Regions from separate parts of the Homo sapiens genome. Here region 1 is linked to region 2. The links are chromatin loops, found by intact Hi-C in ENCODE. Cell type or tissue: endothelial cell of umbilical vein. All regions are shown on one strand. Each heading gives the region's core, and the rest is flanking DNA. Links, peaks and the distances in the headings are about the cores only.

Region 1 (5,380 bases), core at 173-5,172, 78 kb before region 2:
AAATTTAATAACTGAAAGTTGAAAAATGGATTTAAGGAGAAAAAGGTATAGGTTTCTTTGTTTTAGCAACCCACTGCCCTTATCATGATTAATACATTTATTTATTTATTTGAGACGGAGTCACACTCTGTTACCCAGGCTGGAGTGCAGTGGTGCAATCTCGGCTCACTGCAAGCTCCACCTCTCGGGTTCACGCCATTCTCCTGCCTCAGCCTCCCGAGTAGCTGGGACTACAGGCGCCCGCCACTACGCCCGGCTAATGTTTTGTATTTTTAGTAGAGACACGGTTTCACCGTGGTCTCGATCTCCTGACCTCGTGATCCACCGGCCTCGGCCTCCCAAAGTGCTGGGATTACAGGCATGAGCCACCGCACCCGGCCAATTACATTTATTAAAACCATCGAAATAGCAAAGAACAAATTAGGAGAGACAGAAGGTATAATGGTGGTTGCTAGGCCTAGGTTGGGGGATAGGAATTTGAATTTAAGAGATACACAGTTTAAATTTGGGAAGATGAAGCAAGTTCTGGAGATAAATGGTGGTGATGGTTGCATAGCAGTGTGAATGTACTTAATGCTGCTGAGTTGTATAATTAAAAATGGCTAAAACTGTATATTTTATATATGCATGTTGTACCACAATAAGGTAGGGAAAAAAAAAAAAAAAGGCCGGGCACGATGGCTCACGCCTGTAATCCCAGCACTTCGGGAGACTGAGGTGGGCGGATCACCTGAGGTCAGGAGTTTGAGACCAGGCTGGCCAACATGGCAAAACCCCATCTCTACTACAAATACAGAAAAAGTAGCTGGGCATGGTGGCGGGAGCCTGTAATCTCAGCTACTTGGGAGGCTGAGGCAAGAGAATTGCTTGAACCCTGGAGCTGGGTGACAGAGCAGGACTCCGTCTCAGAAAAAAAAAAAAAAATTAGCTGGGTCTGGTGGTGCATGCCTGTAATCCCAGCTGCTTGGGAGGCTGAGGCAGGAGAATCGCTTGAACCCAGGAGGTGGAGGTTGCAGTGAGCCAAGATCGTGCCAGTGCATTCCAGCCTGGGCGACAGAGTGAGACTCCGTCTGCAAAGAAAAAAAAGAAAAATTAACAAAAAAAAAAAAAAAAAAAAAAAGAGAAAAAAAAGAATAATGCTAGAATTGGCCAGAAGAAGCTCCCAATTGAATTCACTAGAAAGTTTGTCGTTTGAGTCTTAGTAGAAAATAAGTAACAGTCTTCTTGAAAGAAATGTCAGGTCTATCTCCGCAGAAAGAAATGAGAGGAAAAAAAAATCGTAACAGCTTAGCATTTATAGGGTATACAACAGGGAGTAAAACACATATGAAAAATATCATGATAGAAGGCCTTTATTTAAAAGTGTGGTTGAAGGCTGCTGACTCACTGGATAACTGAAGTATTTGTGGCTTGAGTAATGGCTAAGCCAAGAATCCTGGAGTCAGTGAGACTCTTTCTTCCTTGGAAAAAGAAAAAAAGGAAAGATCAAGTAAATTCTATCCCATTCTGTCTTAGATATTTTGTTCAACAATGATTTTGACCAATCCCAAATTCCTCAAATGAGGGAGGAATGTTCCGTGTTTTTGTAACCTTGATTAACTGTGATATTATTCCAAGAAAGAAGCAGTATCCAGATGGGGCAGGAGGCACAAGGAAAGAGCTAAATTGGGAATTCATTTTTTGTTCCCAGTCAGATGATGGGTGTCTTATGTATGGGGTCAATGCCACATCTGATCTCATCCCGAGAAAATACTCTTTAACTAGCTGGGCAAAATGTCTGTACTGAAGTGGGAAGTAATTTGATTGACTAAACATCTGAAAGCTGTGGCTCACACCTGTAATCCCAGCACCTTCAGAGGCCGAGGCAGGTGGATCATCTGAGGTCAGGTGTTCAAGACCAGCCTGGCCAACATGGCGAAACTCCATCTCTACTAAAAATACAAAAATTAGCCAGGTGTGGTGGTAGGTTCCTGTAGTCCCAGCTACTTGGAAGGCTGAGGCACGAGAATCACTTGAACCCAGGAATTGGAGGTTGCAGTGAGCCAAGATTGTGCCACTGCACTCTAGCTTGGGCTTCAGGGAGAGACTCTGTCTCAAAACAAAAAATAACAACAACAAAAAACAAACAAACAGAAAACCCCCAAAACATCTGAAGACAATCTTACAGTCTTCTGCTATGGTATTTTATCTTACATTATTCTGATACTGATTATTTATCTTCCTAAGGTTGCCTTTATTTCATAGTGTTTTTTGGCATGAATAAAGTGATCACTTATGAATCAAGTGCTTGGAACTGCAATGGCCCAGAGACGCAGCTTTCTGCAAAGTCCACACCTACTAGGTTAGCAAGGCTCTAGTTATCTTAGGGAGGTTGTTGAGCATGGTCAAGTGAAGATGTTCTGGAAGCAGCTTTCCTGGGTATGAATCCCAGGTCTGCCCCTTATGAGAGACCTTGGACACTGACCCACATCTCTGTGTTTCAGTTTCTCTTCTCTAACATGAGAATGATCAGACTAGGCCTTACGTCAAAGGACTGTAATGAAAATATTATTTAAAACATAAGTACTCGGAACAGTGCCCAGTGTATAGGAAGTGGGCTATAAAAGTTGGCTATTATGACTATTAATCATCGATTCTTTGGAGGAAGACATGGCTAAAACAGTGAGACTGAAAGCTGTTTGGTAATTCTATAGCTTGGGAATCAGAAACCATTCATCATTTGCATTGGGGAGTTTGAAACTCCTGGCTACTATAAGCATGTAGAGCTGAAAATAAAATATTGGTGTTAATGAATTGTTCATGCATTCATTCATTTATTGATTCACCATGTGTCAGGAATTGGAGAAACCAAATCAATTATGGCATGATCACCGACCTAATGATGCTCGGTCTAGTGGTAGAAACACTCACATGAACAGATTATTATGCAACATGGAGGTGCAAAGATGGAGATATACACAAGGTAGTACTGAAATATGATGGAGGGGAACTTTAGCTCAGGGTGGGGAAGAGGAAAGAGTCATAATTCTTTGAGGAAGTAATCCCAGAACATACCTCCTTTGTCAAATAAGAAATTAATTCTTAAAAATCTGTAAATGTTTCAGTCTGTGTCTTCAAAATATAAGGATTTTCTCTTTCAACATAATCAAAATACCATTATTATTTCTAAAACAAATGACAATTGTTGCTTAACTATGATAAAAATATCCGGGGGTTTTCAATCTCCTCATCTATGTAATTTTTCTTTTAGTTGGTTTGTTTGAATCAAGAAGTATATAAGGTCACCTTGTGATGAGTAGTTGTCTCTTAACCTATGTAGTTTTCCTTTTTTTTTGGGTGACAGGATCAGGGTTTCACTCTGTTGCCCAGGCTGGAGTGCAGTGGCATGATCATAGCTCACTGCAGCCTTGAACTCCTGGGCTCAAGTAATCCTTCTGTTTTAGTCTCCCAAGTAGCGGGGACTATAGGCACACACCACAACATGAGGCTAAATTTTTAAATTTTTTTGTAGAGACAGGGTCTCGTTATGTTTCCCAGGCTGGTCTTGAACTCCTGGGCTCAAGCCATCCTCTTGTCTTGTCCTCCTTATAAGCATGAGCCAATGTGCCTGGCACTTTTTCTTTTTCTTAATTCCTTGTAACTCATTTGCCGAGGAAACTGGATTATTTATCTTGCAGAGTTTTTCATAAATGAGTTTTGCTGATGGCATCTCCTTGGTGTTCTATAACATTTTTCTCTCTTATATTTCCTATAAATATCTATTTAGGTCTAGACGCTTGTTCAGATTCAAGCTGTTTTTGAGGGAGTGGGGTAGGGCAAGACTACTCTGTAGACAGTGCGGGGCATTGCCAGCAGGAGACGTGCAATATCTGGTTGTCTCTACTTTTGAGATGCTCTCAACCCTTCATGCTCAATGGGCAGGTCCCTCCATTTATTGGGGTTATAAAGTGGTCCTATTCAAATTCTATCATTTCTTTAGCTGGGATCTATAAGAAGAAACTTCTCTCACTTATTCTTTGCTTATTCAGTGGTGTTCCTAGTACTTCCAGGAAGGGCATGACAGTTCCTGATTGAAAATTCTTTTTTTTTTTTTTTTTTTTGAGACGAAGTCTCGCTCTGTTGCCCAAGCTGGCGTGCAGTGGCATGATGCTCACTACAACCTCCACCTCCCAGGTTCAAGCAATTCCCCTGCAGCCTCCCGAGTAGCTGGGACTACAGGCACGCGCCACGATGCCTGGCTAATTTTTGCATTTTCAGTAGAGATGGAGTTTCACTATGTTCTTGATTGAAAATTCTATTCACAGTGCCCATGTGGCATCCCAGGGCTCTAAACCTTTAAAGTCAAAATTCTATCCAGTGTATAATTTTTCTAAGGCAGTAAGGTGAATGGAAGCATTTTTATAAAAACTTGTCATGGGAAGAATTTTTTTTTTTTTTTGCTGTAATATAGCTTTAAAAACACTCTAGCATACCCCCAAGCTTTTAGTAAAAGTAGTTGTTTTATTTTAACAGCAATTAGAAAAGATAATCCTGCTAAACTGAAATCCTAGACTACATCTGATATCATTTTAGTTTTCAGTGACCTACTTAGTGCATGGCACGATTTACAGTTGAGGTTTATTGCTTTAGCAAAATAATGCTTTGGTCATTCACTTAGAAAAAAAACCCTTTCAACTTTATTCTCTAGTATGGAGTGAAACCTTTAACACTCAAAATTAGTTCAAGGTTAAGTCATTATTAAAACAATTTTGTACCTCAAGTCTCAAACAGAAGTACCTATTAGACATGATGCATACAGAGTTTATGTTTCTTAAAAGACTAGGGAAGAGGCGGGGCGTGGTGGCTCACACCTGTAATCCCAGCACTTTGGGAGGCCTAGTTGGGTGGATCACCTGAGGTCAGGGGTTCGAGAGCAGCCTGGCCAACATAGTGAAACCCCGTCTCTACTAAAAATACAAAAATTAGCTGGACATGGTGGCAGGTGCCTGTATTCCCAGCTACTTGGGAGGCTGAGGCAAGAGAATCGCTTGAACCCGGGAGGCAGAGGTTGCAGTGAGCCGAGGTCGCGCCATTGCACTCCAGCCTGGGCGACAAGAGTGAAACTTCGTCTCTTAAAAAAAAAAAAAAAGACAAGAAAAGAATACATTCCCACCACTGTATACAGGATGTGTAAACTACATACACATACACACAACACCCCCCTCCCCAAACACCCACACACACGCAGGTTAACTTAAAATAGAACATTAAAGAAACATTGCACTGTGGATATTTTGTAAACGTCCCTTTTAAGTCTAGTCCCAAGGGAAATCAGCTGTTTGCTTTTGGTTGGTGACATAAAGCATTAATAGTAGTAGAAATAAGGGTCACCTCTGAGCTG
Region 2 (5,380 bases), core at 256-5,255:
GCAGTGAGTCAAGATTGCACCACTGTACTCCAGCCTGGGAGACAGAATGAGACTCTGGGAGACAGAGAGGAAAAATCAGCCTCTGACAATTTGTTTCATGTAATCAAATAAAACGTCTTGATGCACTAAGAGTTCCAGGTTCATTGCTATAGGTTGTAAGAAGATAGAGACATAAAATTCTATTATCATTATTTAGCATTAATTACTTTTTTCTGTACGTTTTTCCTCAGGTGATCTATATCTAGAAACTCCTATTTGGTATTTGGTATGTAGTTAAAAAAAAATAAAAAGTAGGCCAGGCTCATGCCTGTAATTCCAGCATTTTGGGAGGCTAAGGCGGAAGGATCATTTGAGCTCAGGAGTTTGAGATCAGCCTGGACAACATGGTGAAACCCTGTCTCTACTAAAAATTCAAAAATTAGCTGGGTGTGGAGGAGCGTGCCTGTAGTACCAGCTACTTGGGAGGCTGAGGTGGGAGGATCCCTTGGGCTTGGGAGGCAGGGTTGAGTTGGCAGTGAGCTGAGATGGCACCACTGCCCCACTGCACCTGGGCGACAGAGTGAGACCCCGTCTCAAAAAAAAAAAAAAAACAACTAATCTCCAAATACTTTTGGAGAAGCGTAAAGAGTTTAATCTGGGGTAATAGAATGGGTACCCTCTGCAGTCCCTCGGACCATCTTGTTTCCATTTACTTGATTAAGAATTAAACATATTGCAGCCATGTGTGAACTTGGCACATTCAAGATTCCTGCTAAAAGTTAGAATTCCTTTGACATCCTACCGCACCCTTTAGAGAAATTTCTAAAGACTTCCTTCCAGCTGTCACCAAAAATGATAAAAGGCCATTTACGGACAGCGTTGCTTTGATTGCCCCTGCCTAAGTGTACAATGGGTAGAAATGCATTTACTGCCATTTCTAGGGCAGTAGAATATTGGAAATAGTAACCTTTTATATGTTCTTTGCCTAAAGGATGGAAGAGGCCATGGCTGTGTACTGACAATATTCTTCTACTGACAAAATGCTGTTGCTTGAGAGTGCAGCTGAGGTTATGCCATTTCTCATAAAGTCAAGTAAAAAGTAAAGCAGTGTTGACTTACTAGCTTATCAACTGAAAGAACGCCTTGTAGCTTCTAGTCTGTAAAGCCTCAACTTATTTCTATTATTTACAAAAAGGATCAGTTTGTTCCAAGCCTTTTGAACTGAAGTGCTGCTGTTCCCTGCAGCAGGAGAGAGGTCACTAAGAGGAAGCCAGAGAATCACACGGATTGCTTCTTCCTCCAGCTCTAGAACTGAGATGGCTCCTCGCCTCCCGAAAAACAATGCGGCTGACTCTAACGAAATTCACTATCACCCACAGGCAGTAGCCAGACACACCTACTTTATTTTCAAAATTAAATTGTTTGATGACAGACAGATAAGGAACAGATGGCAGGGAAGGTGGAGATAATAATAGGTAAGTTTTGTCTTCTGGGTTGATGGGTTTTACCCTATTCCTATCAATGTTGACCAGAAATCAGAACATTATTCATTTATTTTGGAAATTACTTCAGTTGATTAAACAAATGTAATCAGGATAAAAAATAAACCTAAGGAGGCCGGGCGTGGTGGCTCATGCCTGTAATTCCAGTACTTTGGGAGGCCGAGGCGGGTGGATCACAAGATCAGGAGTTTGAGACCAGCCTGGCCAGCATGGTGAAACTCCATCTCTACTAAAAATACAAAAATTAGCCCGGGCATGGTGGTGCGTGCCTGTAACCCAGTTACTCTGGAGGCTGAGATAGGAGAATCGCTTGACCCCAGGAAGCAGAGGTTGCATTGACCTGAGATAGCGCTATTGCACTCCAGCCTGGGCGACAGAGCAAGACTCCATCTCAAAAAAAAAAAAAAAAAAAAAAAAGGAATAATTAACTCATAATCCACTTCTTTAACATGACAACTCAATTTTTTCCCAGTCTTTGTCCATAATAATTCAGATAAAATATTGCTTTTTTACATTTGATAACTAACCGTCATGTCATTTAACCAAATGGTTTGATACAAGGTTTGAAGCTGTAGAGCTTCAATGAAAACATCCATACCTATTAAATGGGACAAAGAGAAAGATTATTTAATGATAAAAGTGTATAAGCCGCAAGAATGTATTACAGTCATGTTTATGCCAAAGCAGGAAAAAAGCCGAATACATAAAGCAAAAACTCATGTCAAGATAACTTAAAAACAAACAAATTATTCTAGGACATTGTAATATATCTCTTTCAGAGTTTACTAGGCCAAGCAGATAAAAATAAGGAAAAATAAGGTTTGAAAAAAATATAATAAACAACCTCAACATTATACATGACTTTATATCCAGCAGAAAATATATGTTCTTTTGTGACTTTGGGCATTTAGATGATTCAGTCATTAATTGGCCACAAAGAAAACATTAACACGTTCCAAATATCGGAAGTGGATGTTCTGGAGGCCATATTCTTAACTCTTATTCCAATAGAACTAGATCAACAATGTATATATAGATACACCAAATTGAAGAAAGCTCCGCTTAAACTAGTAGTAGAACCTAATTTAATGTCATATTTTATTGGCAAGGAATAACAAATGGTTTAGAGCTTATATCAATTTACAGCTTGTGAGTACAGGTACAATCAAGAGTACCAGGTGATTGAGAGATTAAAATTTTATTGATGGATCTCATCTTTAGAGTATCTGCATTAGTCATCAATCCTGTGAAATATTCTCATAGGTTCAGAAAATCTCCGTAAGGAATGAACATTTGGATCCAAACAGATTACAAACCAAAATGAGTCTTCAATGTTATTTCTTGCTTTTCGGTGTGAAGGAAACAAGACCGCTGTAACAATGGAGCTTTTCCAAAAGCTGCGATAAGATCTTCCTTCCGTGTCTGGAACTGCACTCTGAAGCGCTGGACTCTTAATCAGCACAAAGAGGAAACCAAGGCTTCCTTCCCAGGTCAACTGGCTTCCATGGACTGCAAAACTACCTTTTACAAAGCGCTCTGGATGCTGTTAGCCTAGGAACCACTTTCTGTTTCATTCCCCTTGGCATTAGACTAAACAAAGCACTGTGTTTCCATTTTAATATGTGGTCCCTTAAAAGACATTCTTCTCTACATCATAAGGATAAAGCAGCATAGGTTGTGCTTATTCAGCCTGTTCCATCACTATCACGATTATTTACATTAAATTAAAAATATAGTTCACAAGGCAACCAGTGTGGGTTGGCTTGAGAGGGGCAGGAGTTGTCTTTGATGAACGAAATAATTTTAGATAAAGTTACCCTGGTATATCCCTGCTTAGTGACAATAAGAACATTTTATTCGATCCATTCAATAAACCTCAGAAAGGTAGGTTCTGAAGATGTGAGAAGGGTATAGATGGAGGCGTGGGGCTGTCTCTGATTCTGATGTGCAAACAAGCTGTCTGAAGTCTTTCCATATTTTAAATCCCCAGTTGTGAAATGAGATCCATTAGTAAATTGAAGATGGGATGACATTGGCTGGGTGTGAATCATCTCCTGGTAAAACCTTGAGCTTCCAGAAGATGCCACATTGCAAGACATCTAAAAACACCCAGGGGACCGACGATAGCTTTGTTTTAAAATAAAATGGTTACCTTGGAAGATTGGAAAAACTTAAAAGGTGCAGGCTTGCAAGCTCTTGCTTGCATCTTGCAGGCTTAAACACATAGAATTCTATTGCAACAGTGGTGTTGACAGAGCAAGCGTGTTTCCTTGAAACAAGAAGCCGCCCAAATTAATAATTACTACCTGATGAGGCCCTCAAATATTTCCCACTGATTCCTCCTTTTTTTCCTCTCCCTTTCTTGTTTTGGTTTTTGAGACAGGGTCTCTCTGTCACCCAGGCTGGAGTGCAGTGGGCAGGATCACAGCTCGCGACAGCCTCGACTTCCTGGGCTCAAGCAGTCCTCCCACCTCAGCCTCCCGAGTAGCTGGGACTGCAGGTGTGTGCCACCATGCCCGGCTAATTTTTAAATTTTTACTAGATATGGGGTCTCACTGTGTTGCCCAGGCAACATAGTCTTGGAACTCCTGGGCTCAAGGGATCCACCTGCCTCAGCCTCCCAAAGTGCTGGGGTTACAGGCATGAGCCAACCACGCTCCGCCTTTTTCTCTTCCTTTGTACCACCCCCTCACTGAGAGCTCCTGCACACCGGGCCTCTTTTTTTTGGAGTCCTGCTCCTTCATGGTGCAGCAGTGGGAGGCGAGGGTTGGGGAGACAGTGTCCATAATGAGCTCTCAGGTCCCTCAGCTTGGCTCCTGAGCCTACTTCTCCTCCACTGCTGGCCTGGCCAGGCCGTGACATTCAAAAGATGAAAACACCAGGAGGCAGCAACAGAAGGAAGAGGAATTCCCACTCTGCCATCACTCTACCACATTCTTCCATGGAGTGTAAGGTTAGGCCAGACCAGAACGTGGGCTTTCCCTCAACCTCCTTTCTTACAGAGGGGAGCGAGGTTCATTATATTCTTATTGGGAAGAAATCTGGTTTGGAAACTTGTGGAGCTGATTACTAGAGAATGAAAATAATGCCCATGAGCCAGAGTTACTTCTCCCCCTCATTGTTTGCTTATAACATAAAAGAAGAAGTATTTATTGTCTCGTGTGTAGTAATTGAGAACAGATTTGAGAACAGATGCAGGCACACACATGAACTTTTTAAAAAAACTTCCTGCAGTTATTTTATTTTATTTTTTTTCAGATGGAGTCTCACTCTGTTGCCCAGGCTGGAGTGCAGTGGCGCGATCTTGGCTCACTGCAAGCTCCACCTCCCGGGTTCATGCTGTTCTCCTGCCTCAGCCTCCCAAGTAGCTGGGACTACAGGAGCCTGCCACCACGCCAGGCTAATTTTTCGTATTTTTTAGTAGAGACAGGGTTCCACCGTGTTAGCCAGGATGGTCTCGATCTCCTGACCTCGTGATCTGCCTACCTATTAGAATAGCCCAGCCAAGGAAGCTTTTCTAATGTCTAAAATAGCAGAAGCCAGGTGCGGTGGCTCACGCCTGTAATCCTAGCACTTTGGGAGGCTGAGGTGGGAGGATCGCTTGAGCCCAGGAGTTCAAGACCAGCCTAGGCAACATAGTAAAACCCTGTCTCTACAAAAATTAGCAGGGCATGGTTGGTGGCACATGCCTGTAATCCTAGCTACTGGGGAGGCTGAGGTGGGAGGATTGCTTGAGCCCGGGAGGTCAAGGCTACCTTGAGCCAAGATAGTATGCCACTGAACTCCCCCCTAGGCAATAGAATGAGACCTGTCTCTAAATAAGTAAAATAATGCCAGGTGTGGTGGCTCATGCCTGTAATCCTAGCACTTTGGGAGGCTGAAATGAATGGATCATCTGA

What was found. Peaks named below come from ENCODE experiments on the same cell type or tissue, not always from the same donor. Only the 100,000 strongest peaks of a DNase experiment are listed, where the experiment ranks them.
Region 1: a loop joins it to region 2, with 5 times the contacts of the local background. A loop is called at or near these places in 1 of 110 quality-filtered maps.

What each region holds. Positions count from the first base shown.
Region 1 is chr5:16,999,070-17,004,449 of GRCh38, forward strand. No RefSeq gene overlaps it. Among named protein-coding and RNA genes, the nearest start is that of MYO10, 65 kb to the left of the region's middle. In endothelial cell of umbilical vein, for the core only: no CTCF peak of the experiment used is centred there; DNase peaks (open chromatin) are centred at 1,422 and 2,572; H3K27ac peaks cover 2,462 bases.
Region 2 is chr5:17,076,850-17,082,229 of GRCh38, forward strand. No RefSeq gene overlaps it. Among named protein-coding and RNA genes, the nearest start is that of MIR10522, 76 kb to the right of the region's middle. In endothelial cell of umbilical vein, for the core only: no CTCF peak of the experiment used is centred there; DNase peaks (open chromatin) are centred at 1,082 and 2,882; H3K27ac peaks cover 3,654 bases.